Linked DNA regions of Homo sapiens: all the other regions are linked to region 3. Evidence: chromatin contacts called from ENCODE Hi-C or POLR2A ChIA-PET data. All regions are on one chromosome and are shown on one strand. The core of a region is the stretch at or near the end of the contact, and the rest is flanking DNA. Distances in the headings are between cores, read along the strand shown.

Evidence for each region. A loop is a pair of places that touch in the nucleus more often than their neighbours do. ChIA-PET counts read pairs that join two places held with the same protein, here RNA polymerase II (POLR2A). Pooled maps may share reads with other maps.
Region 1: a loop to region 3 is called in a map of ovary, with 4 times the contacts of the local background. The contact joins the promoter of ZFP37 here to the promoter of UGCG in region 3. A Hi-C loop is called at or near these places in 1 of 168 maps with a recorded cell type or tissue (ovary), 1 of 37 single-sample maps with no recorded cell type and 6 of 50 pooled maps.
Region 2: a loop to region 3 is called in a pooled map, with 4 times the contacts of the local background. The contact joins the enhancer-like site here to the promoter of UGCG in region 3. A Hi-C loop is called at or near these places in 1 of 37 single-sample maps with no recorded cell type and 2 of 50 pooled maps. POLR2A ChIA-PET finds 5 or more read pairs at or near these places in 1 of 52 experiments (Caco-2).

What each region holds. Positions count from the first base shown.
Region 1 is chr9:113,055,277-113,057,976 of GRCh38, reverse strand. ZFP37 (ZFP37 zinc finger protein) reads left to right here and starts at 1,253. Exons shown (of 4, transcript NM_003408.3): 1 at 1,253-1,420. The coding sequence starts at 1,289. RefSeq lists an enhancer at 1,053-1,622.
Region 2 is chr9:110,142,712-110,145,411 of GRCh38, reverse strand. The region is part of intron 8 of PALM2AKAP2 (PALM2 and AKAP2 fusion); the gene reads right to left. Among named protein-coding and RNA genes, the nearest start is that of C9orf152, 64 kb to the left of the region's middle. Within about 2 kb of position 1,296, at least 7 of the 41 ENCODE cell types and tissues checked have a DNase peak (open chromatin) inside an H3K27ac peak, as active enhancers do.
Region 3 is chr9:111,895,499-111,898,310 of GRCh38, reverse strand. It overlaps UGCG (UDP-glucose ceramide glucosyltransferase), which reads right to left and starts at 1,497. Exons shown (of 9, transcript NM_003358.3): 1 at 998-1,497. The coding sequence starts at 1,095. RefSeq lists silencers at 1,053-1,142, 1,253-1,842 and an enhancer at 1,463-2,046.

The DNA of each region.
Region 1 (2,700 bases), core at 4-2,503, 1.2 Mb before region 3:
CCAGAAAACTGGTGAAACATTGTTTCTGGGTTTGTTAGTGTGTTTCTGGGAAAAGATTAGCATTTGAATTAGCAAACTGAATAAAAAAGCCCCCACCAATGTGGGTGGCCACCACCTAATCCACTGAGGGCCTGAAAGGACAAAAAGGAAAAGGAAGGGTGAATCCTCTTTTCTATTTTTTTTTAATCTTTAACTTTTGTGGGTACATAGTAGGTGAGTATATTTATGGGGTACATGAAGTAGTTTGATACAGGCATGCACAGTGCAATAATCACATCATGGAAAATGGGGTATCTATCCCCTCAAGCATTTATCTTCTGTGTTACAATCCATTTATACTTTGTTATTTCGAAATGTACAACTAAATTATTATTGGATATATACACCTGTAGTGCTATCAAATACTAGGTCTTATTCCTTCTTTCTTTTCTTTTTTTTTAAAAACCCGTTAAGTATCCCCACTTCCCTCCCACCTTTTCTTTTTTCTTGAGCTGGGACATTCATCTTCTGCCTTTTGACATTGGAGACCCTGGTTTTCTGGCCTTTGGACTCTGGACTTACATCATCCCTACCCCTCTCCACTCTTTTTCCAGTACCTTGCATAGCGCAGCACCTAACCTGCACATATTCAATGAATGCAATTAATGCATGAAATGGCGCATTAAGGAATTATTTCTCCAAGTGCTTGATTATTCTGGTGAAATATCTTCACCAAACCCGGGCTCTCACGGAGGAGTGGTGTGTTTACTTAAGTTTCTGTTTCAGTTTTTCTTATTGTTCTTATACTATATATGAAAAGATTTATCGTATATCTCAAAGATTAACGTCCTCTCCCTATAAAATAATGTTATTTGTTCGATCAGGCTTTTCTCCGTTATGCTTCCAATTTCTCGCATCCTGCCTTTCTAAAGTCCGCACTAAGCGTTGTGATTCCCGGACTTCTAGCCGCTGGCCGCACTGACATGTATTCGGAAAAGCAATTCCAAATTCTGTAAAATATCTTCCGGCAGTGATGCGATCCGAACTCCGGCAGTGGGTTGTCAGGCCCAGGTCAGTCCTGTAGTGCGTAACGGAACTCGGTTCCGGCTGGCTCTGATCGCATCACTCCTGCATCCTGCAAGTAACGCCCTCGCCAGCTTCCACCTCCCGATCTAATTGTCCCAGAAGTCCCCGCACTTCCGCTGTACGGCTGAGTGTTTGCCAAGATGGCCGCGCCCGTGCGCTATTACCGAAGGGCGCCGCCATCGCGGCTGCCGGACCCGCTAAGGCCGCCCTCCGGGTAGCCGCCATGTCGGTCTCCAGCGGCGTCCAGATTCTGACAAAGCCAGAGACCGTGGACCGGAGGAGAAGTGCGGAAACGACCAAAGAGGCCGGGCGACCACTGGAGATGGCTGTGTCCGAGCCCGAGGCCAGCGCCGCGGTGAGAGCTGTGATGAGACAGGGTGTTTTGGCGGTCAGAGATGGTGTACTTGCGGGGCAGTGATTGGAGTAGTCTGTGACGATAGGTGATTTGGGAATTGGTGGAATCGATGCTAGATGGTCTTTTGGGAGGTCGGTGTTCTGAGTTATCTGTGGGGTTAATGATTTGGCTTTAGGATATCAGTATTAGGAGGGATCTGCAGAGACAATGATGGGGAGGCGTCTGTGGCAGTCACCGAGTGTCGGAGTTTGGAAGGAGATCAGAAATGGAGGCTTTGTGATGTGTCAGAGATAGGGAAGGACCGTGGGGGTTGGCGGTTTGGGATGTCTATGGGAGCCAGCGATTATGGGTGCCTGTGGTGGTTAGAGCCTGGGTTATCAAAGAGGGTCAGTGTTAGGATTTGGGAAATTCAGTGATTGGGAGCATCTGGGAGCATCAGAGATTGGGGCTTGGGAGTCAGTGACGGTGATGTCTGTGGAAGTTTGATTAGCAGTATCTTTGAGGGTCAGTGGGTAATGGAGGAATCGGGGGGCCAGTGAGGGGGGAATATGACTGTTGGAGTTTGGGGAGTCAATGTTGAGGTGTCTCTGGGGATGGTAGATGATTTGTATGTCATCTGGGGAGAAAAGGTAATTGGGGATGTATGCAGGTCAATAATTAGGTGGTGTCTAGCAGTAATAACTGTGCTTTGAGTAATGAGGTGATTAGTAGGAATTAATGATTGAAGATCCTCTATGATTCTGTGACTAGAAGTCTAAGGGGGTCAGGAGTTTGAGGGGATTGCTGCATTTAATGATTGAGGGTTCTTTGGTGGTCAGTGATTGGAGATCTGTGGAGGTTAATGATTGTTCTGTGGAGAGTGATAGTTGGGAACTTGCAGAGATCCATAATTGGGAGAAGTTTGTGAAGGTTAGTGATTGGGGAGTATTTGGGTGTCAGTGATTGAAAACTTGCAGGAACAGTAGGAACAGTCTGTAAGATGAGCATTTATTTTATGCCAGGGGGTATTTTTTATTTTATTTGTTTGGTGTTGTTGTTTTGCAGTCCCTGCTTTGTCCTCAAAACCAGGGAATGTTTTAAATGCTGGAGACACACCAGGAAACAAAACCAGAATCCCTCCCTCAATGACTTACATTATAGAAATATGAAAGATATCATAAAATATAAACAAATAAAATTATTCCAGACACTAATAAGTGCTGAAGTAAGTAAAAGAGGATGGTGTGGTACAGAGTGATTGAGGGTAGGGAGTGCATGACTTTAGCCAGGTTAGTCATGGA
Region 2 (2,700 bases), core at 47-2,546, 1.8 Mb after region 3:
TAAATGGCAGAGCTTCTTCCTGGGAAATAACTTTCAAAAAGAACTCACAAGAGCAGCTAGGCTAGATGGCTGATGTGGACTAAGTTAGTCCCTTGGCTATCCGCTCAGATCTTTGGACAGCCCGAGTGCTTTTGCCTACTGTAATTTGGGGCATTGGAATTGAGTTCTGAAAGCAGAAAGGAATCATCCTGGGTCACTAGGGAAGCACTGTTTCATGGCCCCTGAGAGTCAAATTTATACACCCAGGCCACCGCAAAAGAAGGATTGCAGAGCCACAGTGGCTCCTAAAAGGAGGATCAAGAAGGACCCAGGAAAATGCAGGGGTTGGGCATAAGATTGGGAAAGGGTAGAGGGAACCTGAGCTACAGGTTGGAGAGAGAAGCTATTACTGTATACCTCATAGAGCAGGCTCAACAAATGGGAAGGAGAAGGTAGGGGAAAGAAGATGGATTTTGGAGACAAATGAGAGCCTGAGTTTGAAACCAGGCTCTCCCATTTTCAAGCTGAGTGACCTTGGGCAACTTAATCTCTCTGGGCTCTAGTAGTAATTCTTTGAAAAAGAATATTATTACAGGTCCACAACTCTTCATATATAATTCCCAAATCCAAAAAACTCTGAAAAGAAAGATTTTTCATAACTTATTTGGCAGCAAAACCTGACATGAGCTGACATGAAGGTCTCCTAGTCTTTACCCACTTAATGTAACTAATTCTTCTTCTCAAGTTTTAGAGTAGAAATTTAATTTGATCACAGGGTGTTGACCCAGAACCTGCCAGTTGTGTTAAATAATAGTATGTTCATTGTATTACTTTTCTAAATAATAGTATATACTTTATAAATTCTCTAAAATCAGAAAAAGTCTGAATCTAGAAATATATCCGGCCTCAAGAGTTGAGGTAATTTGTATCTTAGAGGGCTGTTGGGAGGATTCAGTGAGAAAATAAGAAATGACAAGTGTGAAATAACTAGTATTATATGCAGCTTTAAGGCCTTGATAAATTGTAACTACCATGATTAGACTTTTGTAACCAGAGAATGTTCTAGAAATATGGTGGTGGACAATAACCATCTGTGGACACTCCACAATAAGCTTTAGCTAGCTTCACACAGCCAGAAGGGCTCCTACAAGCTGCACAGTTGGTGCCTGCCTTGCAGGAAAGAGAGGCACTGTGTACTACTGATGGAGAGCTCTCTCATCATCAATCCTTCTGTCAGATGCTGACACAGGGACTTCCCCCATGGAGCAATGAGGGCACCTCAAATGAAACTGTGCCTCATGTGGCTCTAATTTAGCATGGCACACTCCACCAAGCTCTGCTTCATGAAGAATGTGTGGACAGTCGCAAACATATTTTTCCTAAGACTTTCCTTTGTGATATTTGCAGATAATGAAGGGGAAAGAACAGAGACCCAGTTAAGAATCTTTATAATAATGTAATGATCACCTCATGTCTAATCTTATCTAAACAGACAGCAGCAGAAGTCAACACTTCCTGTACAGCTTACAAAAGTAACATTTATAACTATCACATCTTTCCACAAATTAGAAGACATGAACAGATACCCCAAGTTATGGAACTTAATAGCAAACTACACCTTCTCTTTTGCCACTCTCCATAATGTAGGTCTCACGGGGTGAATGATCTGACTTGGTAAATAAATTCAACATCTGGCATGAAAACAGAAACTCTCAAAAAACCAAACAAATCATCACCTAACTGGGTTTCTCTGGCATACTTAGAACTTGGAAGTGAAACCAGGATATCTAATAATAGACACAGATACTAAAGTGAGAACTGTTGGCAACCCCAATATGAAAAGACATTTGAAAAGGTCTTGAACTGCAACTTCAATACAATGTTTGGATATCCCACCCCCTAATTCTTTCCTCAAGGGTGTTTTACAGCACTGTGTGAGTTACCCCTTCAAATCAGGCTCATGTACCTGCAAAGGTGCTTCCTTTATTCTCTCTCTCTCCTTTTTTTTTTTTTTTTTTTTTGGCACTTTGCTGCCCAGCCTGGAGTACAATGGTTCGATCACAGCTCACTGCAGCCTTGAACACCTGGGCTCAAGCAAACTTCTTGCCTCAGCTTCCCAAGTAGCTGGGACAACAGGCATGTGTCACCACACTCAGGTAATTTTTCTTTTTTTTTTTTTTTTTAAGAGATGGGGACTTGCTATGTTGCCCAGGCTTGTCTCAAACTTAAGCAATCCTCTTGCCTCCACCTCCAAAAGTGCTGGGATTACAGGCATGCACCACCACCCCTGGCCTTCTTCCTTTTAGTCTCTAATTCTAAGTGCCATCAGCAGAGGGCACACATGCACACACTATTGGGAGCATGGCCCCTCACATAACATACAGGGTGTTCACCAAGATGGCGCCTGCCTTCGGAAGTGCTCATAAGCAGGAAGAGCTCAATCCAAGCCTATGAAATGGATGCATTACAATAGGAAGACATTTAGTCCATCAACTCACAGTGAAGGCAGGACAGCTTGGGGTTGTGTTCAGATAATTACTCCTTTAAAAACTCTCACTGGCTTCTCACTGACCATAGGGTAAACTCTAAAGTCTACAACCCTTAACATGATTGATAGAGCTCTTGGTTGTCTGGCTCCAAATCTATTTCTGTTTTGTTTTAAATCTCTTCCATTAACTTACTCTTAAATATCTCAAATGTGCCAAGTTCTCTATTCCTTTT
Region 3 (2,812 bases), core at 248-2,747:
ACAATTGCTCTTTTCTCCCCCCAGACTAAAAATCCAAGTGAATCGATATCAGTAATGTGCTCTATATAATTTTTTCATTTCTTTACAGAGGCAGATTTCACCTTAAACAGTGGATATACCAAACTAGCCACATAACCCATGTCTCTATTCACGCCATCACCCAGTTCTATTTTACTTACACGCTTCGTCACAATCTCATAACCTTATTTAGATTTTATCTGCTCCTTCCTTCTAGAATGTAAGACTCATGAGGACAGGAATTCTGTCCTGCTCACCACCATGTCCCCTGGCCAATAACAGTGAATGGTATCTAGTAGGCCTCAAGAAGTATTTGTTAAACAAAAATGAAAAGATGTGGCCGGCACGGGGAGAGTACAAATCTACATAAAACAATAAAACGAGGAACTGAAAAAAGGAAAGAAAACCACGCTGAGATGTACAAGCTGACAGGACTCAAAGCTATCATGCCAGCTCGGAGGTTTGGTGGACATTTTTCAGGGTGGACAGGTGCTTCACACCTATCTAAGCGCATAGAGCCCTTCCAGGAAGAAGAAAATCCACAGAGAGGTGTCCAGATAGCTGTGAGCAGCTCCCAGAAAAGTGGACACAATCACCACCCTAACAGAAACGTGGCCCAGGTCGGGAGAAAAAAACAATACACCATACATCTCGGCCCAGATGAAAAATTACACGAATCCCCAGCACAATCAAACCAAGCCACCACCTTCAGCCTGACACGTAAGAGCAGTCTCCTTTAGCCTGGCTGGGCAGTCGCCTGCAACCCAGCAAACCCTTCCCACGCCCAACACTTTTCCCTCGCAAAGACCACCGCCACCGCCGGTCCGAGGGGCGAGGGAACGGGGGGAACAGCCTGACGATCAGCTTTCTCCACCCCCGCCCGAGCCCAGTCCCCTTCAAAGCGCAAACGTTTCCCATTCTCGCCTGTCTCCGAGGCCCGGACCCCTGCCCCGAGCCCCTCCTGCGGTCCCTCACTCACGTGTAGATGATAGCCATGAAATGCATCAGCCACAGCACCAAGAAGAGGACGAACCCGAAGACGGCCATTCCCTCCAAGGCCAGGTCCAGCAGCGCCATCCCCCGGCCCGCCGGACCGGCCCGGCCCGCTGCGGCCGCCAACACGGACAACGCTCCCGCAGGAGGAGGACAGGGTGGGCGCCCGGTGCGGGGGCGCGGGAGGCGAGAGGAAGGTGGGGAGAGGAAAGGGCGGAGGGGGGTGGGGACGGAAGGGGCGGGCAGGGCCTGCGCGCCCCCGCCCGCGCGCTCTCGCCTGCGCGCTGTCTTCGGCGCGCTCGCGGGCGGCTGCGGGTGCTGCGGTCTCCCGGCTCTGGTCGGGGCGACCGCGGTCCCGCGCTCCGGTTCGCCTCTCCCGAGCCTCGCGGCCGCCCACCAGACCCTGCGCGCGGGCACCTCCGCCGCCTCTCCGTCTCGCCGCCGGGCTCCCGGCCGAGCAGCTCCACCGCCGCAGCTCCGCGCACTAATCAAAACCGGCGGCTCGCGCCCCACTCCTCGGCGCGTCCCGCCCCCGGAACCGCGGCGCCCGCCTCTCCCAGGGGCGGTGCCCCCATCGGTCCACGCCCACCCTGTCGCCCGCGCGCCCGCTGCGGCGCCGGCGAGAGCGCGCCGGGGAGATCGTGTCCTGCTGCCCGCAGGACGCAGGCCGGGCTTCCTCCGGCTCCTCGCTCCCGCTGCCGCCCACCTAGGCGGAAAGCGCTGCAGCCCTGGGCCGGGCTCCCTCGGTGTCGGTGGCAGCTCGGGACCCTGTGCCTGGCTGGAGGCTGCTCTCTCTCCGTCTGGCCCTGCTGTTCCTGGGTGCCCCAGAAAAAGACACGGGTTCCGGGCAGCTGCCGGAGCTTGTCTAGAAATCCAACTTCCAACGCCGCGTCTGCAGCCTCCCCGCCGGGCACTGCTACTGCTCGGAGCAGCCAGGCCCTCCAGGCCACGTTCCTGGGCGCAAGGGATGCCCATTGCCTTCCCTCTTACTGCTTTTAATGCTGTGGGATCTTGGATCAAAAGGGACCGGAGAGTAAAATAATCTCCATGCGCCTCACAGATCTCTAAGCGCCTTAGCGACCGTGTGTATTATAAAAAGAAATTCTCAAATTCAGAATTAAAGAATCAGTTGATATTGAAATTCCCTAAGACTGCCATCCAATACGGTAGCCGCATGTGGCTAAGTGAGGGTTGGAAAGGCAGCTTGCCACTCTGTGGAGTAAACAGTACACCAGATGTGGAAGACCATCTCGTTAGTAAATTTTATATTGATTGCATGTTGAAAAGGTAATATTTTGGACATACTACATTAAATTAGGTAAATTATTAAGTTAATTTCTCTTTTTAAATACTTTGGCTAGCTACTAGAAAATTTTAATTGTACGTGTGGACAGCACAGCTCTAAAATGGGAAGAAATGTCACTTTGGGTAGTAAGGTAACTAAGTATTTGTCCTAATTTTAAGTCATCCCAAGAAGATGCTAGTACTCAATGTTTGTGTTTCTTCAATCTAGATGAGTTTATACTATTTCTGCATTGTTTTATGTTTATTGTTGCAAGTGATTTCCTTTTAAATAATCCATGACCTCCCTTGAGATATTTCAGAATTGAATTCAATTTTGAAAAGAAGTTGTGGCTGGGCGCGGTGGCTCACACCTGTAGTCCCAGCACTTTGGGAGGCGGAGGCAGGTGGAGCATGAGGTCAGGAGTTCAAGACCGGCCTGGCCTAGATGGTGAAACCCCGTCTCTACTAAAAATACAAAGAATTAGCCGGGCGTGGTGGCAGGCGCCTGTAATCCCAG